Regions from separate parts of the Mus musculus genome. Here all the other regions are linked to region 4. Evidence: chromatin loops called from intact Hi-C (ENCODE). Cell type or tissue: left cerebral cortex. All regions are shown on one strand. Region 1 holds the start of Ppp2r5c (protein phosphatase 2, regulatory subunit B', gamma). Region 2 overlaps Dync1h1 (dynein cytoplasmic 1 heavy chain 1). Region 3 holds the start of Gm35558 (a long non-coding RNA gene). Region 4 holds the start of n-TIaat6 (a tRNA gene). Region 5 has its middle 11 kb from the start of Gm40577. Region 6 holds the start of Dync1h1 (dynein cytoplasmic 1 heavy chain 1). Region 7 holds the start of Gm40577 (a long non-coding RNA gene).

Region 1 (4,000 bases), 400 kb before region 4:
TGATCCCATCTCCTTCCACGTCCCCAGCCTCACAAGTCAGGCTGCGACAGGCTCTTTCACTGCTTCTTTAGAAGTCTCTCCTAACCTCAGAAGTTCAAGCACTGAGATTTGCTTCTTACCTTAGTTCTTGGCCCTGGAGCATTATAAAGCCCACCCTCCCTTCCCTGCCATCTGAGCTGGATCACAGATCTCCCCTACTTTTCTATGTAAGCTATGACTTGATGGGTGTCCTCTATTGATTTTACCACAAGAGAGTGAGAGAGCCTCTCATGTATTGAGTATCCAGTTTACTTGCTAAATCAGATGCCGGCATGAAGGATGCTACCACACCTCCCTTTCCTGTTGCGATTGCACCTGCACACACACAAGTTCCTGCTTTACACAAGCAAGTTCCAGCCTGGCTGCCATCTCAGCCCCAGGTGCATTCTCGATGCCACCCAACAGTGGCCAGGAAGCCTTCACCACGGCTTGTCAACAGTCTCAACTCTTCCGTGCTAATCTCAAAGACTGCAAAATTCCCTCCAAACTTTTAACTGTTTCAGGGAATCTCTGTATTCACATGGTGCCCCCTGCACTTCATCAGACAGGCGATATGCCACTCCACATCACACAAGTGAAGACTGACATCCTGGGATTCCTCCCACAGACTCTCCTAATCCTATGGCTCAGCCTCAGTTGCCCATCTCATTACCTATAGCAAGAACCAGGAAACTGCCGTCATAGCACAGAGGCACATTAACACACACCATATAGGAAAGGATGCTGTATTGAGATCTCCTCTGTGGATGCTTCCCCTCGGGTTTCTTGCCTCAGCTGCATGCCTTGCTACCCAGCATGTCTTGCTGCCCATAGCCAGGACAATGCCCTCAGTCCTCCCCAACTCATCTTTAGTTCTGCCATGTCCCTGTTAAAATGCCAATTATGTTGTGTGACAAGCTCTTCTGGGGAGATGTCACACACACACACACACACACACACACACACACCTACTTACCCAAGACCAAAACTCATAACAGACCAAAGTACAGATACCACCAAAGTCCAACTTGGTGAACTCATTTAAGTTTTATTGGGGTTACACACAGGAGCATAAATGACTCAAAGGTCGCTCCACCCACCAAACCCCATCCCAGCACCGGTGACGGCTCACAAAGCTGGAGCACACCACACAGACTGCAGGTAGCTCAACTCATGAGAGGGTGTCCTTTCCAGGTGCCTCAGTTGGTCTAAACCTCTTCCTGGCAACTAGTCTGGTGTGAGTCTTCTTCCCGGCTTCCTACCTCTGAGGGAGGCTCTCAGCCTTTATTGGCTATCCAGCAGGGAGGGGCCTAGAGAATCTGGTCAGCTTCGGGCACTTTCTGAAGCTATGGTGCTGTTTACTTTCCTGTTTAAGGAGCTTCCCTGAAGGACAGAATGTTTCCATCTCATGGACACTGTTGTACAACAGCCAGGACATGTCAGCATCCAGCTACACATACTCCTGCAGCCTTCACTGTGCTGAAAGACCAGCCCAGCTCCCGTCAAGCCATTCGCCTTAGTTCAGGAACTGTCCTTCCCCTTTCCTCTCCAGCCACAAGGAAACATCTTGCACCTCCCGTTATCCTGTCCCTGAATTAGACCATCTCCACCCCTTTCCTTCGGACTTGCCACCCATCCTGCAGGATGGCACAGGGCTTCTTGTTCCCATCCAGGCATGTGACTTCTCAGGGAACAAGGGAGACAGACACCTTGCTCACTAAGGGGCTCTTTGTGCTGTACTGAACATCATGGATGTCCAGCAAATGTCTGTCAAATGGATCAAGGATGTGCAATCCTGGGTCATGCCATGATACCGGCGTATTTCATGAAATCAGCGTATTTCCTTGAAAGCCCAGACTCCTCCTTGTTCCATGGCCAAAACGCAGTAACTTCAGATCTACTTACTCTTTCCTGATTTAAATTTGTACCATGCTTACTACATTGATAGCGCCTAATTTTAAAATTTCAAAGTAACTCGTGGTATTTTTTTTAATTATTTGTTTCAAGGAAAGTATTAATCCACTTAAGATTCTGTCATATACCCATTCTGTAAAAATACCCATTCCAGTCTGTCACGATTATCTGCAGATTAGTTTTATTTTGGTGAACATTCAGACACCAGCAGACACAACTTACTCTCAGAACCTCCTACAGCACCTCTGGGTTTTGATAAATCTCTCTTTTTTTAACCCCCACAGAGCTTGGGTGAGAACAACCAAAAATGCTTTGCTTGGCATTTACAAGAGTTAAAACAAAAACAAACAAAAACCAAGGGTTAAGATACATCGATTTTTCAGTGCCTTGGCCTGGGTACGTAGCTGAAGTCTCCAGCGTTTGTCTAGCAGGCTCAAAGCTTATGACGAAGGCACCTCCTAAATCATGAGTGAGCGCCTGAAGTCTCCTGCACTCGAAACAGTTCACTCCTACAGTCTTCCTTCTGAGTGCTCCCCCTTAGCATAGGATGTCAGACACTGACAACTCCAAAAACAGGACTGTATAAGTAGCGAATTAGCTTCTTCCCTCATAAAGAGCTACTAGAGAAGTGAGAGAATCAAGTGATCCCTGGTCTTCATGCAGTTTTCTCACAGGCTAACGACCACTGGTAATTAAAGAATAACAAAGACGCAGGGCTGCTCAGACGTAATGGGCTCGGAAAAAAAGCCTACACTGATCTGACTACCTCCCTGGTGGGCCGGGGCGATGGGTGGCAGTGTGCAGGTAGAGTCTCAGAGTGAGCAGCTGATGGGCTCGGCCTAGGTGGATCCAATCCCTAAGACGTAAGGTGGGCGGTGCCTACATTGGGGAAGCCGGTTGCCTTGCGGGTGAGTCTGGAACAGAGAAATTTCGGCGTGCAGGACCACAGGGGAACTAGGCAGTCTACACTTGGACCGCCGTGGGCAGAGTCTGCTCTGGGGAGAGTTCCTTTGCTCGCGTGGGCGGGGACGAAAGGAGAGGCGTGGACTCTATAGGCGGGGCTGAGGCGAGCCCCGCCTCTGAGGCGTGCGGTGGGCGGAGCGTACCCCGGAGCCAGCAGCATTGCCTTCGTGGGCGGGGCCTAATGGCCCAAGGAAACCGCCGCTCGCGCGGTCCCGGGTCTCCTCCGCACTGCACGAGCGTCACCGCTACCAGGCTTATGGGGTAGAGTTTTTCGTGCCTGGAAGGCTACAGAATAGTCGCCATACATCTCACATGTGCATTCCCGCTCCTCACTGTCCTTTGCTCTCCTCCCCGTCCCGGCTCAGCGGCCGTGACTTTATCACCTCCGTTGTCCGCACACGCCTCCCTCTCCCCAGTAGCTCCCTCCCTGATGGCTCCACCAAAACCTTCACAGCCCGGCACACGAGCCGGTCCGCACCGAGGGGGTGGGGACAGGCCGCGCAGTGGGCGGGGCGACGCTGCGGAGCGTTAGGGCACGTGGGGCCGTGTCGGCCAATGGCGTGGCGTCGTTGAGGGCGGCGAGGCGGGGAGAGGGCAGCGTGGGGCCGGCGCGGGGCGGGGCCTGGGGCGGGGGCGGGGCCTGCCGGGAGAGGGGCGGAGAGACGCCGCCGCCGCTGCCGCCGCCGCCGCCGCCGCCGCGGCTGCCGCAGCCTCTGGGAGCCTGGAAAAGGGGAAGCGAGAGCGGACGAGCGACTCAGTCCCCGGGCGGCGGCTGCAGCGGCGGCGGCGGCGGCCGGGGCGGCGCGACGGCCGGGCCGGGGGCGCTTCTGCTGCTGCAGCGGCAGTGGCGGCGGGCGGAGGCAGGGGCGGCGGCGGCGGCCCGCACCAGCCATGCCGAATAAAAACAAGAAGGAGAAAGTGAGTCGGGGCCGGGGGCTCCGGGACCGGGTCTGGGGTCCCCGCGTCGGCGGGTAGGGGCGGGGCGGCAGGTCGTCCAGGCTCGCGGGCGGGCCCAGGGCGCTGGCAGGATTGCATGGAGCTGGGGAGGCCGCTCAGGCTCTGAGGTGGCGCTGAGGTGCCGCGGTCGCTCTGGGTGGCGGCTGAT
Region 2 (4,000 bases), 180 kb before region 4:
CAGCCTAAGCTAAATAATGAGCTCTTGCCTCAAAATAACAAAATCACCATTTTAGGAAACCATTTAGGGAGATGGCTCCTACGTTGGCGGAGGGAAGATCAGATTTCTGATTCCCCCTCACGTTATCACCAGTGACCATCAGAGGCTGGAGCGGGCTAGGAACATAGCTCAACTATAGAATACTTACCTAGCAGGCATAAGGTGATTGAGTTCATCTTATTGGAGTGAAAGCAATGCCTAACAAAGATGAGTGGGGATTATCTTTGTGTCATAAAGACTCTTTGAGTGCACCTGTGAGTGCCACATAGGTAAAGACCTGAGTTCCATCCCTGTGACCCATGTGCTGAGAGAACCAGCCCCACTAGTTGTCATGAACTGCATGTGGCCGCCACACATACACATGCAACATAAAAATTCCCCCAGGGCAGCCAACATAGCCCCACTCCATATAAAGAGACCTTGTCTCAAAGATGTTTTATTTACTTATTTTGCTAAGCATGATAACACATGCCTTTAATACCAACACTGAGGAGGCAGAGGCATGTAGATCTCAGAGTTCAAGCCTAATTTAGTGTGACTTCAATGCTTCCCACAGCTACATAGTGATATCCTGTCTAAAAAAATAATAATATACCCCACACCAGTGGTAAGACCTTACCGCCAGGGGGGAGTGGGTGGGTAGGGGAGTGGGGGTGGGTGGGTAAGGGGGACTTTTGGTATAGCATTGGAAATGTAAATGAGCTAAATACCTAATAAAAAATGGAAAAAAAAAAAAAAAAAAAGACCTTACCGCCAGGTATCTAATACGACATTGGAACAAAGACAGACGCTCCCTGGGTCCAAGAGAAACAGGAGGCTGGGGTCCGAGCTGGATCTCGGGGGCTTCGTGCCTGGCTGAGCTGGTGCTCTGGTGGAGATGTCAGCACCTTTACCCTCCCTTGCCACGCCTCGTTTCAGCTCCCATTGGGCAGGCCATCCACCGCCTGCTCCTGATTCAAGCCTTCCGACCCGACCGCCTGTTGGCCATGGCCCACATGTTTGTTTCCACAAACCTCGGAGAGTCCTTCATGTCCATCATGGAGCAGCCTCTCGACCTCACCCACATTGTGGGCACAGAGGTAATGGATGTCCTCGTGCCCCATCCCTGCTCCCCATGCACCCTGTGATATAGCCCAGACACACTGCTTCTTGGCTGCAGTCTTCCCCGAGCCAACACTACCCTCAGGCCTTCTCCTGACAGGTCCTGTCTTATAACCCGTCATCTGGGGTGTGCCATGTCATTTACAGGTGAAGCCAAACACACCTGTCCTGATGTGCTCTGTGCCTGGGTATGATGCCAGCGGACATGTTGAGGACCTCGCAGCAGAGCAGAACACGCAGATCACGTCTATTGCCATCGGTAAGGATGTGTGCTGGTTTCGTGAACACCGGGCAGCCTGGAAGCATAAGGCTGCCTGCCGTGGTTCACACTTGTCTTCCTTGTCTCAGGCTCAGCAGAAGGCTTTAACCAAGCAGATAAGGCCATCAACACCGCCGTGAAGTCAGGCAGGTGGGTGATGTTGAAGAACGTGCACCTGGCCCCGGGCTGGCTGATGCAGCTGGAGAAGAAGCTGCACTCCCTGCAGCCCCACGCCTGCTTCCGACTTTTCCTCACCATGGAGATCAACCCCAAGGTGAGCTGAGGGTGCTGGTGCCTCTGTCAAGCCTTTATCAGAACCAGTGGGTCAGCTGGGTGTGGTCACATGTCTGCAACCCCAGAACTTGTGATGCTGGGACAGGAGGATTGCTGCAAGCTTGAGGTCAACCACACATTGTCTCTCCAAAATAAAAGAAGACATCAATCACAGAGACTACCTTCTCCCTCAGGTGCCCGTGAACCTGCTCCGTGCTGGTCGGATCTTTGTGTTTGAGCCACCACCCGGAGTGAAAGCCAACATGCTGAGGACATTTAGCAGCATCCCTGTCTCTAGGATATGCAAGGTAAAGCGCGCTCGCTCTCTCTGAACACACGTGTATATAAACCCACGAGCAGGTTCCTGCCTGTGCCCGCTGGGAAGGCAGAAGAGTGAGGAATGTTGCCAAGCGAGCAGATGCACCCCGCAGAGCTGTGGCCCTCAGTCCTCTGCAGAGCGTGCGCTGTCCCTGTGCCACATGAGGACAGGGTACCTTCAGCTCTTGAGGTTTTCAGGTGTTTTGTTAGGTGCTGAAATCTACATTTTAAGAAAGCCTATCTTCTGGACTGGAGAGGTGGCTCAGCGGTTAAGAGCACTGACTGTCCTTCCAGAGGTCCTGAGTTCAGTTCCCAGCAACCACATGGGGGCTCACAACCATCTGTAATGGGATCCGATGCACTCTACTGGTGTGCATGAAGAGAGCAATGGTGTGCTCATACATATAATAAATAAATAAAAGCCAATCTTCTAGAAACCTGTCTAAATTCAAGGGCCATTCTGCCAATCCGGATCTTTAGAAAGCTAGGTGCTTTGGTCAGCCATATTGCTTGATTCTGGTGCTGCCTGCGCTGCCGGTCAGATGGTTGAAGGGTGGGGGTGGCTTGTTCTGCAGATCTTTGCTTCTGAAGTAGGATCTGGTTTCCTTAGACAAACACATGCTTTCTGACGAATCTGTCTGTGGTCATTTTCTTCATCTAGTCTCCAAATGAGCGCGCCCGCTTGTATTTCCTGCTGGCTTGGTTCCATGCCATCATCCAAGAGCGCCTGCGCTATGCTCCACTGGGGTGGTCAAAGAAGTACGAATTTGGAGAATCTGACCTTCGATCAGCTTGTGACACGGTGGACACGTGGCTGGACGACACAGCCAAGGCAAGTTAGGCTACATCACCCATCCCGTGATGGGGGCAGACAGTGGATCTGAACTCAAGGGAGGGCTGATACTTTGTAGCAGCCAGAACTAGACTGCAGCAGAAAGCTGGCCCCTCCAGGGTACACATGTAACCCAGCCTCTGTCCTCCCCAGGGCCGGCAGAACATCTCACCGGATAAGATCCCATGGTCTGCCCTGAAGACCCTGATGGCGCAGTCCATCTATGGTGGGCGGGTGGACAATGAGTTCGACCAGCGTCTGCTCAACACCTTCCTGGAGCGGCTGTTCACCACCCGCAGCTTCGACAGTGAATTCAAGCTGGCGTGCAAGGTTGACGGGCACAAGGACATCCAGATGCCTGATGGTATCAGGTGCGGCCGCATGTGGGAACAGAAGTCAGGCTTGGGGGAGGGGTGTTTGGGGGGAAAGCGTGTTTGGAGCCACAGTCTACCGGACTCTGATTCCAAATGTCCTGCTTTCTCAGGCGAGAGGAGTTTGTGCAGTGGGTGGAGCTGCTGCCTGACGCCCAGACACCCTCATGGCTGGGCCTCCCCAACAATGCTGAAAGGGTCCTGCTTACCACCCAAGGTGGGTAGTGAGTCCCCTCACTCCTGGACCCCTGCCCACCCTAAGCCTTGCTGGAAGGGCTTGTTCATGGGGAGTCCTGAAAAGAAGGTTTGAGGGCTAGCTTTAGTTCAGGAGTTGGAAGCACTGATGGAGGCTTGGTGGTATGCAGGCTGTGCCCTAGCCTGGAGCCAAAGGCAGAAAACCGTGGAGTTCAACATCCAGTCTACACAGCATGCCTCAAACAACACAGCATACCTTGTATTAAGTCAGTTTTACTTTTCACGGCATTGGTGGTAGAATCCAGAGCCTAACAAGCTAGGCAGAGCTCTGAGAGCAAGCCCCCACACAGTCAACAACCATTTAGAGCCAGGCTTTGTAACTCATCCCTGAGATGCCAGCACCCACGGGTAATAGGGTAGAGAGTTCTAGGCTAACCTGGATGACATGGGACACTTTTAAAAACAGCAGGTGAGGTGACTCAGCAGCAGCAACATAGCACCAGCCTGCTACACCCTGTCCTTGTCCTTCTGGTGGTCTGACCTGACCCTTATGGGAAGGCTAAGAAAACAGGCAGGGCTAGTGCAGGCATTCAGAAGTAGGTGAAGCAAGAT
Region 3 (4,000 bases), 230 kb before region 4:
GTTTGATGGAAAGGATTTTTGAAGAACTCTGAAGCTAGTCTCGGCAGTTCTTGAGTGCATTTACTGAGGTGGGAATATTGATGCTGGAAAGACAGCTCAGTGGTTAAGAGCACTCACTGCCCACAGTGACTCATAGCCGTTGTTAGCCTCTGTGGGCACCAGACAGACAATGGTACACAGATGCATACAGGCAAAACACCCATACACATAAAGTTAAATTTAAAAAGAGATAGGAGTGTTTGGCTTATTCTATTTCATATCAGTTATTTTTCTTCTAAATTAATATTAACTGAGAAAGTACTGAGTCCTTGGAACTGCGATGTATCTGAGTTAGCAGGGTGCTTATCTAGATAGCTTTTGGGTTGATCCCCAGCACCTGGTTGTGCATAACCCCAGCACTGGGGAGGATCAGTTCAAGGTTGAACCCGAGGCCAGCCTAGACTATATGAGACCTTGGCTCCAGAAGAGAAGTACCAAGTACGAAGTTCCTTAGGCATTAGTAACTGTCTTTTTCAACAAACTTCAGTTCATTGAAAAGTTCAATAAGAGCTGGGCAGTGGTGGTGCACACCTTTGATCCCAGCACTTAGGCAGGTGGATTTCTGAGTTGGAGGCCAGCCTGGTCTACAGAGTGAGTTCCAGGACAGCCAGGGCTATACAGAGAAACCCTGTCTCAGAAGAACAAAAAACAAAAACAAAAAGAAAGAAAGAAAAGAAAGAGAAGAGAAGAGGTCATTAGGAGAAGTAAGTGGAATGTAATGCCTCCTTCACGCACCTGAAAGGATGCAAACTGTCAGGTTGAGAAAGCCTGTATTTCCCAGAGTTCTTAGCCCACTGCCAGCATGGGGAGGTGTGGCAGGGAAGTCATGGTCCGCGGCACCAGAGATGAGAAAGGGATAAAGCTAAAGCTATCACATAAGAGGGTCTGTGTGGTGATGGTGACCATCATGATACGGTGTTGGTCAGTTTTAGATTTTAAAGGGAAAAGAAGATGAAAGAAAAACCTAGATACTTGTAAGGAGTCATTTGGTGTGGGTGTAGGGTGAATGAATGAATGCCTTCCCCTGCTCCGGTTGGCAGACGCTGGAGGGATGGACCAGGCTTCGCCCCTTTCCTCCTGCCCGGTCAGCACACTTGAAGAGATGCCCTCAGGTGAGGGCAACGCGGGCTTACTGCAGTTGCTCCTAATTTGCACTAGTAGTTTGGGATGTATTGGTCTGTCTGCGGAAGCGTGCATGTTCAGATGTTGCTGCGGGCTGGGCAGTGTCTGCCAGTGTGGCCCAGCACAGCATGCAGCTCAGGACCTGGGTGGGAACAGCACATCTAGCTCTGCCATTGAATTGTCCACCCCTGTTAACTGTATTAATCAGCAGTCTACAGACACCAGGAAACTGACCGGAGAGTTTAAATTGTTTGTTTGTTTATTTATTTTAAAGATTTATTTATTTATTTATTACATGTAAGTACACTGTAGCTGTCTTCAGACACTCCAGAAGAGGGAGTCATTACGGCTGGTTGTGAGCCACCACGTGGGTGCTGGGAATTGAACTCAGGACCTCTGGAAGAGCAGTCAGTACTCTTACCCACTGAGCCATCCATCTCTCCAGCTCGGACTGGTTTGAGATTTAGTGAAGTGTGACATCCGGACAGAACGTGTAGGTGGGTCTGTAAGTGAGCTGCTTCCCATTATTAACAACGAATGATCAAGTGTCCTTCCTTCAACTTTAAACATTTTTATCGAAGTAGAAAGCCAACTTTCTTTTTACTATTTATAAGATTAATAATTTACAGAGTGATAAAAAGGGAGAGAGCTACCACAAACACACCCAGTTCTAGAGATGACCTATAACTTTGGCTCCCATGGGACTCACTGTGTAGACCGGGCTGACTGGAAGTCGAGGTGATCCTCCTGCCCCTTGCTCCCCACGGCTGAGATGGATTACAGGTGTATGCCATCAAGCTTGATCTTCTGCAAAAAGCATATTTGATAATTTATCAAGCATAATACTGTGTAAGTGAGGTTTGGGCATATTCAGACTTTGATTTCCGTATTTATCAGGAACTTGGATATACAAGACTGACCCAGGTGTATTTCTCTGAGCAACTAGTAATGACTTCCCCAAGTTACTCTTAGGGGTGCTGGAATCTCACCCAAGCAGCAGGGCTGTTCCCGGTTCTTCCTGTCTGGGGATTACATCACTGGGCGTGCCTCCCTGAGCCAGCCTGAGCTGCTTTCTGCTGCACTGCAGTGCTCCTAGTGTCGAACTGAACTGCAGCATTCGCTCCTGAGCCTGGCTCAGACCTGTAGTGGGCGGTGGAGCCTGTTGGATCAGGGAGTACAGGCCACAGGCTGAGAGCCTGTGTCTGGCCTGTCTCTTCTGTGATTGTATTTGTGTGATGATGGGCATTGGGGAAAAGTACTTGGCCGTGTTACTGGGATGCTGTGCGGCGAGGCCTTGTGTGACTGCGGAGAGCTTAGGAACCACAGTGCAGGACACGGGCGGCTCTGCTCTCTTTGGTTTCCTTTCTTCCTCTTTTTTTTTTTTTCCATAGGTTTTTTTTTTTTTTTTTTTTTTTTTTTTTTGTAGTTTTTTTTCAGGTAGGGTTTCCCTGGGTAAACAGCCTGGCTGTCCTGGAACTCACTCTATAGAGCAGGCTGGCCTCGAACTCGAGATCTGCCTGCTTCTGCTGGGATTGAAGGCTTGCCACCGAGCCCAGGAAGACAATATTTCTTAATCCACTGCCTTGACAGCTGCAGGGCAGGGCCTGTCTGTGCTTTGTCTTACGCTGGCAAGTAGAGATTGCAGGCATAGGTGTGATGGCTCTCAGGCAGCAGGGTTGTCTTATAATATAGCTATATCTTGTAATATATCTAGATTTGAGTGCTTGGAAAGTCAGCTGATTTATAAAGGGTTTTTTTTTTCAGTAGTTTTTTTAAAGTTAAAAAATTTAAAACCAACTTAGGCATGCAAAAGCAGTTTCCTTGGCCCGCCGGGGTGGGCTCTGCACAAGAGGAACACACTGGATCTCTGGCGAAGCCTGGCTTCATAGTCTGGGTGAATCTGGATGAATGGCCCAGCCTCAGTGGCGGGCACTTGCTCCACCCCCAACACCCCCCAGCACTGGGTAACAGCTCTTGGTGGTCACACTCCACGCCCTTAGACAACTGACTGTTGTTGGAGCAGTGTACAGTAGAAAGACACCAACATTGAGTACCTACAGGGGTTTGCTTTTCAACACCACCCTCGCTACACAGTCTCTTTCCTCAGCTGAGATGCAGAGTACTTACACAGTCAAGAGCAGGGACTCCCAGGCCTAGGAGAGGTGACCTGCATTCTCTAGGGTGGACACTGCCCTATGTTCTTTGTGCTTGGGGCCTTCTGGGTACTGCTGGAAGATGCCAACTCCTACAGGATGACAGTAGTTATTTTCAAAGCAAGAGGTGGTACTAGATACATTAGAAAGTTCTTCTACCTACTTCTTCCTTCTCTTTCTAAAATTATATCAAAAAGTTGTTTGGAAAAAACTTTCCTTGATAGAGACCTTAAGTATCATGCCTTTAGGTGTGAACTTGGCTTGTAAAGTCAGTTTATAAAGATGATTTCCATCACAGCATTTGCGTATACAGGTGTCCTTTTACTTTGTTATCATTGAGCCCCACTTCCTGGTGCTCTCCCCTGCTCCCCAGACATCCCCAGCTCACATGTGCCATTACCCCTTGTATTCCCTTCCCACTTAAGATGGCTTCCTCCCCCTCAGTCCCCTTTCTACTCCCTGCCCCTTAAATCCAAAGCCCACATAAGAGAGACATTGGTCTTTGAGTCCAGTTTATTCACTTAGCACAGTGATCTCCAGCTCACCTTTTGTGCAAATGTCATGGTTTTGAATTTTGCTTTTGTCTCATCTTAAAACCAACAAAGCAGACAGTGTTTGCTCAGGCTCTGTATTTTATACTTGAATTTCAAGGTTTAGTTGCTAAAAGGAGCCTCAGAGAGTACCCA
Region 4 (4,000 bases):
TGTGGGTTGTCTAAAAATAAACTGCATTTAAATTCAATAAAGAAAGAAAGAAAAAGAAAAATCCTTACCCAAGTGGTCGCAGTGAAGACTAAATGAGATGTCCCTGGTGCCCCACCCAATTCCTAGGGGCTTTTGCCTAAGGCTTGACAGGGTCTGTCACACTGCAAGTGCTTAATAAATGTTTGTCCAAAAGCCAGGGGAATCAGCACCTGTCACCTCTGTATCATTCTTATCTGTCTAGGGGCAAGCCTGATTTTAAGCATTGAGGATTCAGGACAAACTTTACCCTTTGACCCAGTTAAACAGGCAGATGGGAGAAGTGTTTTTGCTGACTTGGGCAATAGAAACCATATATCCTGTTGTTGGAGTCCCAAGATGATAAAGAGCTTTGTCAGGGGCACCTCCTGGTGGATCACTGAACCCAGACACCAGCCCATGGCTTCTGACTCCCTGTGTTTCTGTGCCCAGAAGAAGTTGGGCGCAAAGGGTTTCAACGTGTACATATTTTATGGAGGGTGTGTTTCAAACTGGCCCCTGGAACAACTGATGTGTTTTAGCAAATTAGAAGTAACATCTGGGGCTGGCGAGATGACTCAGTGGTTAAGAGCACCAACTGATCTTCCAAAGGTCCTGAGTTCAAACCCCAGCAACCACATGGTGGCTCACAACCATCCATAACGAAATCTGATGCCCTCTTCTGGAGTATCTGAGGACAGCTACAGTGTACTTACTGTAATATAATAAGTAAATAAATACATAATAAATAAACAAATAAATAAATAGAAAAATAGAAGTAACATCTGAAAAGCCCTTCTGTTTGTCTATTTTTCTTTCTTTTTTTTTTTTTGTCTAACAGTTTTCATATGCACACATTGGGAGTGAAACATTTAAATTATTTTCATTTCCCTATTTGTTTTCTGTTTCTCCATCTCACCCCAAGCCCAGAATTCACAAGCAGGACTTCGGTTTCTCTATGGAAAATGTTCTGCCTTCCTGTGACTGTGTGTTCCAGAGCTCTATGTCAAAATTTAAAAATGTGAAGAGGAAGATAAAAGCTAGAACTCAGTGACTGAGCTCGATCACCAGCCGCTGCAGAGGGGAGAGGAAGGACAAGCTTAGAGTCATGGAGCCTTAGTGAAGAAGGCCAGGAGAATCAACTCAGGCGTCTGGAAAAAGCAAGAGACACAGAGAAAAGGGGGTTGTCACACATTCCTGCTATTAGTCCCAGCACTGTGGCTTGGGGCTATGGGTGGAGGCAGGCCGATCTCTGCGAGTTCAAGGCCAGCCTGGGTTACATAGTTCCAGCTACATAGACTTTGGAAAATGCTTTTATCCTTTGCCACTCCAGCTTTCCTGTCAGGTGACTCTTTCCACCAGATCTTTTGATACAGAAGCAGGGGGACACCACCACTGCCCCTGCTGCAAACTGTCTTTCTTAAATCGTAGGCTATGTGATAACTTTGGGATAGACTCACATTCTGTGAGTCTATCCCAAATGTGATATCTTTGGGATATGTGAGTCTATCCCAATGTGATAACTTTGGGATAGACTCACAGAAGCACAGGGGGCATGACATTGAATATTTCACTGGCCATAAAAGAGGAGTGTGGCCTTCCAATTGCTTCTAATTCTCTTCTAGAATTCCCCAGTTATTGGTGTGGTGGGGGCAGAGGCAAAAATGGGGTCACACACGAAAGGAGATCTCATCACTTCCCAGGAGTCACCATGGATGATGGACGTCCAAAGTGAGGGAGACAAACCCCTGGGGCTGCCGGGAGAGGGATCCAGCACAGGATGGGGAAGGCTGGGAAGATGAGCTGGGCAGCAGGCATAGAGAACAGCCAACCCAGACTGTAGCAAGAAGCCCTTGAAGGCATCTCCGGCTAAGAGCCAACAAACAGACAAAAACAGCACAGCTGCTCTCTGGTCTCGTGCATTTGACCGTCCAAAAAAAGGAACTCAACGAAATCCACTCAGGCCAACGACTCTCATGTAGAAAGCTAAACAACAGAACACAGGGCAACACAAAAAGTTCTACTAGAAGGAAACATACGGCTGGGGGTGCGCTGATTTGGTAGTTTAGCTTGTATGAAGCCCAGGGTTCGATTCCCCAGCACGGCATAAAATTCAGCCTTGCCAGTGAATGCCTATACTCCTAACCTCAGGGAGATGGAAACAAGAGGAGCGGTTCATTGCCATGCTCAGCTATGAGGATAGCCTGGACTAAATGATACTATAGCTCAAAAACGCGAACAAATGAAAAATCAGAAAGTGGGCTATTTAAAATGCTGTGTATAAAGACACATCCACTCCCTTAAGAAAACTTAATTTTCTGTACTCTTAGCCGCCTGGTTTCTGAGTTCCGTGGGTCTCGGGTGCCCCCTAGCGTTCCCTCTTAGTCATTGTGCCTGGCCGCGTCCTGGCGTCGGGTAGCCGGGTGAGCCTGGGCACTAAGCGGGTTCTGACCCATCCCTTGGGAAAGTGGGCTCGAACTCGCAGCGTTTGCTGAGGTCGGCTTGGCTGCGGCCCTTTGGAGTGCACGACGTGGTGGTGGGAGAGGATTCACCGCATAAATACCCGGGGTGTTTAAACAGATTGCACGCAGGGACGTAGGGAAACCTGCCTTCCGTGACAGTAGGAGTCTTGCTGAAAGGGAGGGTAAAAACCAGGTGACCTCGAACTCGACTGCTCCACCTTGAACTCTTGATCCCCCTGTCTCCACTTCCCAAATGCTGGGGTTACAGGTGGGCAAGCGCCACTTCACCCAGCTATTTACTGGCTTGAAGAGTCCGGGTCTCTCTGGAAATGCTTCCAGCCTCCTGCCTCTGCTCCACACCTTTTTGAGTGAGGTTTTAGGGGAATCTGCAAAGCGGTGTTACTCTGGCCACCAGGTTGCCAGATACAAAGTAGTATTTTCATGTAAGTCCGTGATATTGTCCGAACTTAAACCAAGATGCAGAGGTGGTGGCTCTTTTGTTTGTTTTGTTTTTGAGAAAAACTTCAGTCTTGTTCACTCCATGCGTTACTGTACTTAGCAACGATTTATAAAGACATTTTTGAGCCTGGCGTGGTGGCGCGTGCCTGTAATCTTAGTATTCGGAAGGCCGAGGCGGGAGAGCTGCCTCGATTTGAAAGAAAGCTAGAAGTGAATTCCAGGCCGTGTCAGGAGGAAGCTGAAAAATCCAGAACAGGGAAATCGCGGCCATCGGCTGTCCGAAACTCCCCGAGGTGCTTCGTACGCACGGGCACTGGGGAAACGAGGAGGAGGCTGTAGAACATGCTAAACTTTTGGCCAAGAAAATGAAGGAAGCCAAAGAAAAACTCCAGGAACAGACCGCCAAGTGGCGTGCGCTGTTCTCGCTGAGAGTTTCTACTTCTGAGTCCAGTCAAAAATAGTCTTTAAGAATGACAAATAAATAATCAGACCTTGCGGGGGCGGACTAGCACGGGGTTCAGGTCCGCAGGAAGGCAGCTAAGGTCCTAGCAGCTGCTGGTGACTCGATGCTGTTAAGTTCGCGGTCGTTCTTCGCTTTCTGTCTGGATTTCCGTATTCTAAGTTTGATTCAGCTATGACAACAGCGTTAGTTCCCTAGTTTTCTCGCTGCAAATATTCTCGGAGCTCTGACCGGCAACGGATATGTTTCCCCTATGGGGTCTGGGTTCTTTGTAGGACCCCACCCCCGCGTCAGTTTCTTCATCTGCTCAAGGAGTAGCACACTGAGCAAGGGCTCGGGTGGGGCGGAGAGCGCTTGGGAGAGAGGCGGGTGCTTGGAACCCTGGGGAGAAGGGGAGGAGCCAGACAGCCTGGAGCACAGGCTCCTACAAGGACAGACCTTGTAGACTGTCTGAGAGCAGACCTTAGCCGTCTGGCCGGTTAGCTCAGTTGGTTAGAGCGTGGTGCTAATAACGCCAAGGTCGCGGGTTCGATCCCCGTACGGGCCAGGGGAGTTTGTTTTTAGAAGAAGTTTTGCAATTTGTAAGCACTACCATTCTAAATTC
Region 5 (4,000 bases), 410 kb before region 4:
GGAGGAGGGGTGGGGGTGGGGCTTAAAAATATGCTGAGTCACATGACCCACCGGCCCACTGACTTTAAAAAAATAATTTCTTTTATATTTTATAAATATATTTTATGCACATTGGCATGTTTTTGCCCGCACGTATGTCTGTGTGAGGTTGTCAGATATCGGAGTTACAGACAGTTGCCATGTGGGTGCTGGGAACTGACTAGAAGCGGAGTCAGCCAGCACTCTTAACCACTGAGCCATCCCTCCAGCCCCACGTCCACGGGCTTCTTAAAGTTCTTCAGTAAACTCAATCCTCTGAAGAGATTCCAAATGTTTGTTTGTTTGTTTGTTTGTTTGTTTGAAATGTGTATTGGGATTGTGTGACCAAAATCGTAGTCACAAGGCTGTCCTTGTCACTCTTCATCCTGAGAGGAGCCATAAGAGGCCAATGCTCAGGTGCCGCTTTAATGGAAGCAGGTGGCCAGAGTCATGGACAGCAGGTGACAGACGGGGTAGGGGTGCAGAGGAGCAATGCCTCATCACCTTCCGTGTGCGTGCGTGCATGCGTGCGTGCGTGCGTGCGTGTGCGTGGTAAGGATGAGACGCACCACAGGGATGCTCGGCTTCAGCCTGACTACCCGCAGATGGTAGAAGCATCCACCACTTCCCTGCTTAGCCTTCAAGGGTGAGAGGAGGGAATTAGAGGCTGGAATGAAGACTGTCCCCTCGGAAAGCAAAGGCTAGCGCTAGCTGCTGCCTTGAAGGAACTTGCTGCCTTTTGGCGTCGAGCCCCTGAGGAGGAGATGTGAACCGCAGCAGCCAGGGCGCGGCAGCAAGCCTGTGAGAGGAAGACCACCTCCCACATTACCTCCATACCCGCTTTGTAGGAGTTTGTCTTAGCTGGGGTGTCTATTGCTGCAACGAAACACCACAACCAAAAAGCAAGTTGGGGAGGAAAGAGTTTATTTGGTTTACACTTCCATATCGCTGTTCCTCAGGAAGATGGTGTCAGGACAGGAAAAGAAGTCTGAGCAGGAACGCAGAGCAGGAACCAGGAGGCAGAGCTGATAAAGAGGCCATGGAGTGATGCTGCTTACTGGCTTGCTCCCCATGGTTTGCTCAGCCTGCTTTCTTATAGAACCCAGGACCACCAGCCCAGGGATGGCACCACCTACAATGGGCTGAGCCCTCTCCCATCAATCACTAATTGAGAAAATACCCTATAGGCATATTGTATGAAGGCATTTTCTCATGGGGTGTTCTCTCCTTTCAGACGACTCTAGCTTGTGTTAGTTAAGTTGATGTAAACCTACCAGCACAAAGGCAGATGCTAGGAGTGTCCACAGGCCCTGGCAGCTCAGTGGCTGGTCCTTGATATCTGCACAGCAGAAAGAACTTGTACTTTGCATCATGAGACAAGAGGTCCAGCTCCAGCATCACCGACCCCTCCAATCTTAGTCTGTACCACAGTTGTGTATTAGTCCCCCTTCAGGAGCACCCCAAACTTAATAGCATTAAGCCCTGCAGACAGTGGTTCCACCCCAAAGTGGTGAGGGTCCCCTACCTCGGGAGGACACTAGTTACCATGTGGCTGAATTGTCTCAGGGAATAACACACAGGCACCCAGGTCTCTGGACCTTGCCTGGTTTCTGGAAATCTGCTGTAACACTGAGGACCCTGTCGCTGCATTTCTCACTAAAGCTGTGACTTCGGATGAAATCACCACGTTGCCATTCCACCTCTGCCTGCACTCAAATATTTAGACACACTACCCGTTTCTGGCTGGTGCTGGGATCAAAATAATAATAAAAACTTCAGTCTGCAAGGGGCAGAAGGAGAGAAACTGGCGGTTTGTTATCGCAGCGCTCTTCCCAGGTAAACAAAACTAATAATATCTGCTTAATTAACGAGTGCCAACCTGCCTGTGAGGCCTCACCTCCAAGGGTTTCTAAGCAGCCTACACCCACCCACCCTTCTCAGAGAGCCCTGCCAATAAGCAGAAGAGGCAGATGGAACTGGGCATCGAAGATGCAGTTACTACAGGTGCACACTGAAGCCAAGCGCAGACTCTCCTTCAGTCAGTCATCCCTCTCCCAGCTCCGTGTATCCTCTATGCCGGCTCCTTTTGGCTGCTTTATGAGTCACCCGCAAAACAAAGTAGCTTAAAATGGTAAAGTCACCATCTCCAGTACAGTTAGTCAGTGTCTCAGGGTCGTCACCCACTGGTGTCCACCTGTCCTGGTGCTGCCTGTAACTGGGGACTGTGGTTGGGTTGTTGGCCTAGTACCCACTCAAGGCCAACACTTCCTCCCGGGGCGGGGCCACGCTGTAAACCCTCCTGGGGGCGGGGCCACGCTGTAAACCCAGGTTGAGAATGATGGAAGCTCCTCCCCATTTTGTACACAGCTCAGTGCCAGTGAGGTTACTAGTCTCAGGGCCTGTCCAGGTCAGGAGAGGGGTGCAGATACCTCACCTCTAGACACAGTGAAAAGAGCTAGAGCTCTTTCCTAACCCCTGTGTAGCTTTTTCAGCTTCGAAGACTGAGCAGGCATGAGCCCACGCCTCTACCCAGGAAAGCACCCCCAGACACTAGGCTTATTTCTGCCCTTCTCTCTTTCCCAAGGGGAACAGATGGAGGCTGAGATCCGCAGGCAGCAGCCTTAGGCCGCAGGGGAGGTGGATCAGTGGAGATGTGGTCTTAGAAGAAGAAGGAACATGACGCTCAGCTTCCAGCTTCCAGCTTCCAGCTTCCAGCCCTGGCTTCGGGAGCCGCACCAGATACAAAGGAAAGCAAAGGCTTTGTCTGGTGACGGGTTGTGTCCACAGCAGTGCTGAGGCTGGGCTCAGTGAGCTCCTTTGTTAAGGGTTTTCCTTTCGCAGCTGGGCCTGTTTTGGGGTCCCTGGCCTCATTTGTATCCAAAGGGCAGCTCTGGGTCGGTTCTGAGCTGAGCCCGGACAAAGTGATGAATTCAATACTGGTCCGATAGCTCAAGGGAGAGTACAAATCTCAGTGCAAGCGCAACAGGCAAAACAGGGTCTTCCCCCTGGACCTGGACACAGCAGCAGCTATGAAAGGGACTTCCCAATAGGAAAGCAACACAGTCAGGTTTGGAGTCAGTGGGTGGCTCTGGCTGCTGAGGAGAGGATATTTCCCACCATGTTGGAGCTGGAACCCAAGCCCGGTGCATGTTAGACAAGCACTGAAGCACTTGACTGCATCCTTCGCTTCAAAAGCCCTGTACCCTGAGGACAGTATGGTCCAAGAAGCCCCTCCCCCCCAGGGCACCAGATTCAAGGATTTTTTTTTAAGATGTATTTATTTTATATATGGGAGTACTCTGTGGCTGTCTTCAGACGCACCAGGGGAGGGCGTCAGATCTCACTCTAGATGGTTGTGAGCCACCATGTGGGTGCTGGGAATTGAACTCAGGACCTGTGGAAGAGCAGTCAGTGTTCTTAACCTCTGAGCCATCTCTCCAGCCTCCCCCACCCCTTTTAAAGATGTTTATTTATTTATTTTATGTATATGACCCAGATTCAAGGCTTTAAAGGCGCTCGCCATCCACACTTGAAATGTAATTCTTTTTTTGTTTTTTGTTTTGTTTTGTTGGTTTTTGGTTTTTTGAGACAGGGTTTCTCTGTATAGCCCTGGCTGTCCTGGAACTCACTCTGTAGACCAGGCTGGCCTCGAACTCAGAAATCCACCTGCCTCTGGCTCCCGAGTGCTTGAAATGTAATTCTTTTGTGCTAGGAGACTAAGATTTGGAAGGGTTTTATTTTGTGTCTGCAATTCTTCAGCTGCAAAACCTGTCACTGAGTCTCTACTGCAATCTAGTGACAGTCGCTGAGCATGGCAGGGGGACTCACTCCTTGCCATCATGCTGCGGAGCCAGGGTCGAGCTGGAACCCCCTGCCACACCTAGAAGGATCCCAGGCTATGGGCATCCCAGGCCTGCATCCAACCTCCCTCCATCCACGATGTTCTTTAACAGCCTAGTGACCCAGCCCTGTACTCTGCCCT
Region 6 (4,000 bases), 240 kb before region 4:
TGTTTATTCCCAAGGAGTTTGCTGGAAAGAGCAGCAGAAATGTGGTGCTTGCAGAGATGTGACATAGTCTGTCTGTCTGTCTGTCTGTCTCTCTCTCTCTCTCGCCTTGCTTTGTTTTGACTTGATTGTTTCTCAGACAGTCTTACTATGTAGCCCAGGCTGTCCTAGGATTTGCCATGTTCCTGCCTCTGCCTGTCTAGTGCTGCAACTGTATAGATTCCCACCCCCAACCCTTTTAAAGAAGTAGGCTGGATGAAAGAGACAGAATCAGAAAAGCAGAAGATGAGAGGGGGCTGGGCACCCAGGAAGCAGGAAACTTAGCTGGGGGCACAGTTTTGGTAAGAGACGTGGTTGGTTCTACTAGAGGGAAAAGGGAAGGAGCTAGGCAGTACCAGGCGCATCTAGGGCTTAGGTAAATTTTCTGCCCAGAAAGTCTTCATAAATCTTCCCTGTGGGTGGTGGAATATGGGCCGAACCACAGGCTGGCATTTGCTAGCTGACCGGGTGGCACCACACAGATGGATGGGGAGGTGGGGAGTAGAAAGAAGGCCCCCTGAAAGTGAGGAAATTCGTGACCACCAGAGGGCGCAAATGGACTTTTCCTGTTCTGATGGTGCAAGGCTTCCCTGGTCTTCAACTCCAAAACCCGGATCCAGTTCAGTCCTTATGAGGCCCATTTAATGCCGAAGCAAGACAGAAAGGGGATAAGAGTCTGGAACAAGCTTCATCAAAAGTGCCCTGCAGTGAGGTGAAATGCCAGCTAGATCCTCCAGCTGTGCCTAGTAGCGCAAATGATGTCGTCTGTCTGAAAGTATGGCAAAGAAATTCCAAATCTTTACCTGTATGTGCCCTGCCGCTCGCCTTCCTCCCATTCCTGGACTGGAAGCATACATTAAGTATACATTAAGAAAGTGTTGGGTGTTCTCCAGGCCTAAGAGCAATGTCAGATGTGGGGTTGATTATGAGTGAATGCCCCAACATGAACCAGGTATGGTAGGACACGCCACAATTCTAGGGCTGGAATTACAGGCCAAGATAGGATGATTGCTCAAGTTTGAAGTCAGCATGTACTACATACATGCTGAGTACCAGGCCAATCAGGGCTACATGACAAGACCTTGAAAAACAAAAGTCCAATATGGAATTCAGAGAAGGGGTATTTGGAAACACAGCCTGGAGGTGCTGGTTTGACAGTGGTCCCACTGAGAGATTGTGTGCTCTCTAGGGCTTGAGAGAGGGGGCAGAATACAGAGAATGAGCCTGACACGGTATCTCAACAGCACGTCATATGGTATTTTAAAGAGATGTTGGGAATGCGCAAGACCTCTACACAGTGTATCACAAATTTATGACAAAGTTGTATGTACTCTAGCCGCCACCAGCATCCCTCATCAGGAAAGAAATGCTCTTCCCAGCTCCTCTCAACACTTGAAAGCAGATGCTTTCACAGACAGGAGACTAGAAAGGCCGGGTCCCCACCCAAGATTGGCTGCGTCCTATGCCACGAAGCAGAAGGGCATCTTCAGCCAAGCTCAGCTTCCTCGTTAGCCCTGTCTCAGCCTGGCCAGCCTCTAGGATGGTGCCCTTAGAAATCTCAGCAGCCTGTGTGCAGCAGGTCTGTTCTTACTATATTAAAAAACAAAAACAGAATGTTTATTGAAAAAGCACACAGGTTTGATCCACTTGTAAATCCTTGTAAACAAATCATTTCTGTCTTCTTTGGAATGATAATAATCCAAAGTCTGAGCCTGCTATCTGTCCCCTGGCGTGGAGCCAGGTTGCAGATGAGTGAGTCCTCGGATAACTGAATGACTGCATTTCCCAGGTGCTGACTCACAGTGCAGCCAGTGTGCAATCAGCCCCACACCCACTAAGTCCCTGCAGGTTTCAGAATCTCCGGTCTTTTGTCCTTGTTCCTATCTCTGCAGGATAGGCAGAGGGAAACACTAACACAGCACCTAGTGTCAGGTGGACATTCAGTATTGATCACTGCCAGTACGCCAGCAATTCCACAGTAGCAATTCACCACAGTAGCTTTGGGTCTGTCCTCTCACCTCTGCAAGATTATTTATGACACATTACACCAGGGTGGGCTGATGGAGGGAGAATGGGGATATTTATCTGTTTTCTCTCTCTCTGTCTCTCTGTCTCTCTCTCTGTCTGGCTTCTAGAAGAATCTTCGGGCCTCCATCAGCAGCCTCTGGGACCTGGCACAGGACAATTGTGCAAGGAATAAGCATATTGTAGGGCTTCCCGTATTCCAAAGATGATTTGGGAGAATCAAGTCATACCACCATCATCCCACCAATCAGGACTCAGCTTTCTAACTCGGCATTATTATATTTTTAAAGATCATTTTGGCTTAGTTCCCTCTACCCAATTGAACAGGCAAGTTATGACCTGAACTTTCAAAGGCCAGTTACTAACCCTAAGAAAGTAAGCAAAGAGATTCTGCCCTTCTTGTCCTCCGTGTATGGGAGGAGGGGTGATGGGTCAGATGCAGGGAAACTTAGGAGCAATCTGAGCCCCTGCCTCCTGCCGATCCAGATTCCCGAACCCACAGAGCGGTGGGTGCTGCAGGTATGGGGAGCTTACCGTTGTCAGTGGATTCACTCATGCGTCCTTCTCTTACATCACCCTCGCTTGGTAAATGACACTGTGTTCAGAAGCCAGGTCCCATCGTAGCTTGATGTTCCTACTATCCAGGTTTCTTTTAGCCTACCGTTAGACTGCACTGCAGTTGCTGCTCCACCCATACCTAACCTTCCCTTCCTCAGACGCCAGTTCCTCAGCTAAAATCATCTCCCTTCCACTCTCTCCCTATCCAGTTTAGCGAAGTCATTGTGGGCATGCCCCTCATCTCCTCTGAAAAAACGTCCTCATCTTCCCAATGTGTATCTAATAACGACTGGGCAGTTGGGACTCCAGACTCCATTCATTCAACGGGAGAACTCAGGTTATTAATAGCAATGTCGGGCAGAGGATGAACTCTCACTAAATGTCAATTCTCGTCAATGCATCCTTAAAACACTATTTATGAAGCCTGAGGGGCTGGCTCTGTGATATTCTCTGCCACCTGGCAATGAAGACAGACGCGGTTCCTGGACCACTTTTGCGCAGAGTAATGGGTCCCGCCCTGCCCTCCGACTACAAGTCCCAAAAGGCCACGCGGCGCCGCACATAGCCCCGCCTCCAGTCGCATGCGTAACGTCGCGACGCCGACCGCGAGCGGGCGCCGGTGGCTGCAGCCAGCGGGCGGGGCGGGGCCGGCGGGAGCGGCGGCCTTTAGGGCGGAGCCGGCTCCGCTGTCCGCAGTCGGCCGCGGGTTAGCGGGCAGAGCGTCTCCTGTCGCCGGTTCCCCTCGCTCACTGCTCTCTCGTGCCGGAGGCCGCTCCTCTCGGCTCTCGCTCTCTCTCTTTCTATCTCTCTCCCTTCCGTGGATCCGCCATGTCGGAGCCGGGCGGCGGCGAGGACGGCTCGGCCGGCCTGGAGGTGTCGGCGGTGCAGAATGTGGCGGACGTGGCGGTGCTGCAGAAGCACCTGCGTAAGCTGGTGCCGCTGCTGCTGGAGGACGGCGGCGACGCGCCGGCTGCGCTGGAGGCGGCGCTGGAGGAGAAGAGCGCCCTGGAGCAGATGCGCAAGTTCCTGTCAGACCCGCAGGTCCACACGGTCCTGGTGGAGCGCTCCACCCTCAAAGGTGCGCGGCGCCCCCTCCCCGGTCGCGTGGAGCAGCTAGGGTGCCCGGACCGCCAGCGCCCGCACAGTGGGGTCGCTTTGTCTCCGCGGCTTCTCAAGATGGCCGAGTTGGGTGGAGACAGCGTCTCCCGGTCCCGGCTGGGCACAGGGCCGCATCCCTGCCTCCAGAGTCACATGAGCTTTTTTGGTTTCGATTCGTATCCAAGCTTAGCTCGCTTTGGGAAGAGTGTGTCTAGGACAGCCTAGGTGCTGGCCCTTGGGTGGGCTCGGGGACCGGTGGGTTGGCGGGAGCCGGAGTGGGCAG
Region 7 (4,000 bases), 420 kb before region 4:
ATTTGTGTGTGCACGTGTGTAGAAGTACACACGCATACATGAATGCTCGCGGAGGTCAGCGGTCAACACTGGGTTCCTTCCTCAATCATCCGCCAACTTATTTTTTGAGACAGGGTCTCCCACCACACTTGGAGCTCACTAATTTGGCTAGGCTGGCTGGCCGGTGAGCCCTAGAGCATGCGCTGTCTCGCTCAGCTTGGCTGGCTGGTGAGCCCCTGAGCATGCGCTGTCTCGCTCAGCTTTCTTGTGGGTGCTGAGGATCTGAACTTGCACAACAAACACTTCACCAACTGAGCCATCTCCCCGGGCCTCAGTCAGCACTTGTCGTGATTAATTTAATGTACGGACGATACGCAGCCACAAAGTACCAGCTATTTGATCAAACGTCCATCTGTGTCTGAGGTCACTTCTGCATTTTGATAACAACGGAAGCCCGGCCCCAGCAATACACCCTGTTCTCCATGATGTCAATGGGCTTCATCTAAGGAGCTGAAGGCTTGGAACAAAGCCATCAAATCCAACTGTGAGAGGTCTCAGTCAGGAAAGCCACTTGCCGCAAAGGAGTTAGAACTGCTTATAGACTGACCAAAGTCCTTCCAACTTCCTAACAATTCCAATTCCTGACACCGCGATGACATGCCCGCCACACCCTACAACCCCAGACCACCATGAAAATACAGTCCACAAGCCAGAAAAAAAAAAAAAAAATCCCAGTCCATTCCCCGCCCCCTCCTTTTTTGTAGCTAAAATTCCTCCTCAGAGAAGGCATTAGCAAAGTCCACCTCTCCTCCTCCGAAGGTCGCAGGAACACGCCAAGGCATAGTTCTGCCAAAGTGAGTGGGAATCAATGCATTCCTTGGGCTTCTGTACAGAGGGTAAGGCGAGGGATTACAAACACTAGCCACACCTAAAAAGCCTCACCCAGCAAGGACGAGGGCCATCCCTGCAGCCACACAAACAGTCCCGGGGCTGGTCCTTCCCGCCTCTATGTACTTTAGCCCCTCCCCAAGGCCTCGAGCAGAATTGCCACGGGGTAGGGAACAGGTGGATACTTCAGGCAGAATCTAGAGCCCTACCCCACCCACTAGGAGGAGGGGCATAAATGGTCAACAAGCCCCGCCCGCGTAACCTTTTGCAGGGAAGAAAGGCTGAATGCTCAAGGTGACATTAGGCGTAGACATTTATTTCTGGCAAGTGCTACGTCCCTGACCCAGGGTCACACACACACACCTGTTGACTGTACTGTGTTTCCTGTTAAAATAGGAGGAGCCCAGTTCAGAGCCCCAGCACCGGGTTGCAGGCAGGGCAGGCAGCTGAGGTGAAGCAGAGACAGGAGATCCCAGGACCTTGCTGGCCAGCCATTCTAGCCAAAGGGCCAGTTGAAAGTTCAGTGAGAGACTGTTTCAAAAGGTAAGGTGGAGAAAGATAGAGGAAGACATCCAACATTGATCTCTGGTGTCCCCGTGGTCACAAGCCAGTGAACACACCCACATGCACACATCTGTGTGCACGCCTGACAATACACACACGTGCGCGCGCGCGCATCCATGATGCACACACAATGAAAAACCTAGCATGCAGCCCCAATCACTAACCAGAGAAAGGAAACTGAACGAGATTGTCCTCAAAGCTTTGTTCATCAGCCTAAAGGGTACCAGGGACAGAAGGCTGTTCCCAAGTGTCCTTGGCAGGGTGGGAGTAGAGTGGCCTATGCTGGCACGTTCTGTCCACCTTCCAGGAATAGGCTGCCTGCTGCCTGCAGAAAGGCCAGAGGCTGACATGCGGCAGAGGAAGAGGGATGCAGGCCTAATAATAACTTGAGAAAAACCACCCAGCTGAGAACTCCTAGATGCAATGATAAGCTTTGAACACCAGATGGCGCTCAAGGATCATAGTTGCCCTTTTTTTTTTTTTTTTTTTTTTTTTGAGACAGGGTTTCTCTGTGTAGCTCTGGCTGTCCTGGAACTCACTCTGTAGACCAGGCTGGCCTCGAACTCAGAAATCCACCTGCCTCTGCCTCCCAAGTGCTGGGATTAAAGGCGTGTGCCACCACGCCCGGCCATAGTTGCTTTTAATATCTTGGGCCACAGAAACCACTCATCACTGAGTACATAAGCTTGTTGGCTGTGATTAGCTCCATCCTTGCAACTACCCATGAGGTATTTGGTGTTTCTATTTTACAGATGAAAACTGAAGTTTGAGATCATGCAGTGACCCTTAGCAGAAGGCTCATCACCACGATGGTCACCCTGGGAACCCCAAGCCATTGTGTAAACATTCCAGAGGAAATCTTCCAAGGATGCTCTATCCACCTGTGAGCTGCTGAAAGTGTGTGCCCTAGGGTGAGCCCAAAAAGGGTCCAGCAGTGGGCGCGCGGGGGCAGGGGGGGTGACAGTGGCTGCAGCGCATGCCTTTAATCCCAGCACTTAGACAATCGCAGAAGGATCTCTGAGTTCGAAGCCAACCTGTTCTACAAAGTGAGTTCCAGCACAGCCAGGCCCACACAGAGAAATCCTGTCTCCAAAACAAAAACAAACAAACAACAAACAAAGGGTCTGGCAAATGTGCAGGCTTTTGGCCAGACAACTGAGGCTCTGAGCCAGATCTGAAGTTTCTACAGGACCACATACTGGGATGGGGCAGTATGACACCAGAAAGAGCCCTCCTGCCTGGCTACCAGTTTTAGCTGGGGTTTTACTGCTGTGAACAGACACCATGACCAAGGAAAGTCTTATAAAGGACAACATTTAATTGGAGCTGGCTTACAGGTTCAGAGGTTCAGTCCCTTATCATCAAGGCAGGAACATGGCAGCATCCAGGCAGGCATGGTACAGGCAGAGCTGAGAGTTCTACATCTCCATCTGAAAGCTGCTAGTGGAAAGCTGCTTCCAAGCAGCTAGGATGAGGATCTGAAAGCCCACACCCACAGTGACACACCTACCCCCAACAAAGCCACACCCACTCCAACAAGGCCACACCCTCCAATAACACCACTCCCTGGGCCGAACAAATACAAACCACTACACTATCTAAACCCCATTACACGTGGTCCTGCACATAGGCCTGGGGACTCTGTGCAGAATTCAGGGCCACATCCATCCCTCAGCTCTGCAAAGCCCAACACTCATGGTGCTCCTTCCTGGTAGATACTTTGGGGACAGGGGGACAAATGGAGGAGAAGGTTGGAAAGAAGGGGTGTCACAGACAGACTGCAACAGGGCACAGGGCTGTTTGGGGGACCTGTGAGAAGGTTCCAAGAAGCTGGCATGACGAGAGGGAGGCTTGCTGAGTAGGACAAGGGTGTGTCACAAGAGGCCACCACGCGAGCTTCGGAACAGAGGGTTACCCTGCAGCTACAGAACCCTGTGCTCCAGAGAGCTCAGAGCTCCCGAGGTGTAGGGTAGAGCCCACGTGTAGTTATATAGCTACACCAGGAACCTGGAGGTATACTGCTTGAGAGAATGCCAGGAAGTCAATCCTTATAGCTGTGCTGGGAGACCAATATCAGTCTGCTCTGGAGAGGAGACTGGGCTTGAAAGTTCAGCTCACACGCCACTGCACACAGCCAGTCTCCCTCCCGGGACCAGATCTTTGCACACTTATACTTAGGCCCCATCCTTTGGCAAACCTTCTCCTCCACCTAGAAGGATCACGGCTGATTTCACCCAGTTATTTACCTACTTGTTTTTTGGGTTTTTTTAAAGATGTATTTATTACTATAAACAGGTACACTGGAGCTCTCTTCAGACGCACCAGAAGAGGGCATCAGATCTCATTATGGGTGGTTGCTAGCCACCATGTGGTTGCTGGGATTTGAACTCAGGACCTTTGGAAGAGCAGTCAGTGCTCTTACCTGCTGAGCCATCTCAACAGCCCTACTTACCTTCTTGTAAAAGTAACTTTTATCCCCCTGTACAATTGTCATCTCTGAGGCTCACCACCTCAGTCTGCTAACTGAGACCTGGTCACGAAAGCGTCTAGTCACCGTATAATCTAATCC

The links. Hi-C counts contacts between places; a loop is a spot of excess contacts. Peaks named below come from ENCODE experiments on the same cell type or tissue, not always from the same donor. Only the 100,000 strongest peaks of a DNase experiment are listed, where the experiment ranks them.
Region 1: a loop joins it to region 4, with 2.6 times the contacts of the local background. A loop is called at or near these places in 26 of 42 quality-filtered maps.
Region 2: it touches region 4 in a loop (3-fold over the local background); 8 of 42 quality-filtered maps call a loop at or near these places.
Region 3: it touches region 4 in a loop (2.4-fold over the local background); 18 of 42 quality-filtered maps call a loop at or near these places.
Region 5: it touches region 4 in a loop (3-fold over the local background); 27 of 42 quality-filtered maps call a loop at or near these places.
Region 6: it touches region 4 in a loop (7-fold over the local background); 36 of 42 quality-filtered maps call a loop at or near these places.
Region 7: it touches region 4 in a loop (5-fold over the local background); 29 of 42 quality-filtered maps call a loop at or near these places.

Annotation. Positions count from the first base shown.
Region 1 is chr12:110,443,573-110,447,572 of GRCm38, forward strand. It overlaps Ppp2r5c (protein phosphatase 2, regulatory subunit B', gamma), which reads left to right and starts at 3,652. Exons shown (of 16, transcript NM_001373949.1): 1 at 3,652-3,813. The coding sequence starts at 3,787. In left cerebral cortex, no CTCF peak of the experiment used is centred here; DNase peaks (open chromatin) are centred at 2,461, 3,000, 3,427 and 3,966; H3K4me3 peaks cover 1,412 bases; H3K27ac peaks cover 1,222 bases.
Region 2 is chr12:110,659,867-110,663,866 of GRCm38, forward strand. Dync1h1 (dynein cytoplasmic 1 heavy chain 1) reads left to right here. Exons shown (of 77, transcript NM_030238.2): 65 at 958-1,118; 66 at 1,288-1,399; 67 at 1,489-1,673; 68 at 1,867-1,980; 69 at 2,652-2,822; 70 at 2,976-3,193; 71 at 3,307-3,410. Among named protein-coding and RNA genes, the nearest start is that of 1700001K19Rik, 21 kb to the right of the region's middle. In left cerebral cortex, a CTCF peak has its summit at 2,319; no DNase peak of the experiment used is centred here.
Region 3 is chr12:110,606,765-110,610,764 of GRCm38, forward strand. All of the region lies in intron 1 of Dync1h1 (dynein cytoplasmic 1 heavy chain 1), which reads left to right. It overlaps Gm35558 (a long non-coding RNA gene), which reads right to left and starts at 2,080. Exons shown (of 2, transcript XR_381950.4): 1 at 1-2,080. In left cerebral cortex, a CTCF peak has its summit at 2,265; a DNase peak (open chromatin) is centred at 2,245; H3K27ac peaks cover 239 bases.
Region 4 is chr12:110,841,469-110,845,468 of GRCm38, forward strand. 4921507G05Rik (RIKEN cDNA 4921507G05 gene) reads left to right here. Exons shown (of 2, transcript NR_152102.1): 2 at 941-2,336. It overlaps n-TIaat6 (a tRNA gene), which reads left to right and starts at 3,870; the gene lies at 3,870-3,943. In left cerebral cortex, CTCF peaks have their summits at 669 (motif pointing left) and 2,391 (motif pointing left); DNase peaks (open chromatin) are centred at 2,386, 3,307 and 3,812; H3K4me3 peaks cover 1,716 bases; H3K27ac peaks cover 456 bases.
Region 5 is chr12:110,427,452-110,431,451 of GRCm38, forward strand. No RefSeq gene overlaps it. Among named protein-coding and RNA genes, the nearest start is that of Gm40577, 11 kb to the left of the region's middle. In left cerebral cortex, no CTCF peak of the experiment used is centred here; DNase peaks (open chromatin) are centred at 2,086, 2,357 and 2,630; H3K27ac peaks cover 995 bases.
Region 6 is chr12:110,598,158-110,602,157 of GRCm38, forward strand. It overlaps Dync1h1 (dynein cytoplasmic 1 heavy chain 1), which reads left to right and starts at 3,238. Exons shown (of 77, transcript NM_030238.2): 1 at 3,238-3,697. The coding sequence starts at 3,448. It overlaps Gm35558 (a long non-coding RNA gene), which reads right to left. Exons shown (of 2, transcript XR_381950.4): 1 at 2,596-4,000; 2 at 1-2,207. In left cerebral cortex, a CTCF peak has its summit at 576 (motif pointing right); DNase peaks (open chromatin) are centred at 307, 597, 1,516, 1,820 and 5 more places; H3K4me3 peaks cover 2,534 bases; H3K27ac peaks cover 3,254 bases.
Region 7 is chr12:110,417,085-110,421,084 of GRCm38, forward strand. It overlaps Gm40577 (a long non-coding RNA gene), which reads right to left and starts at 980. Exons shown (of 3, transcript XR_873021.2): 1 at 922-980. In left cerebral cortex, CTCF peaks have their summits at 1,836 (motif pointing right) and 2,043; DNase peaks (open chromatin) are centred at 236, 1,597 and 1,852.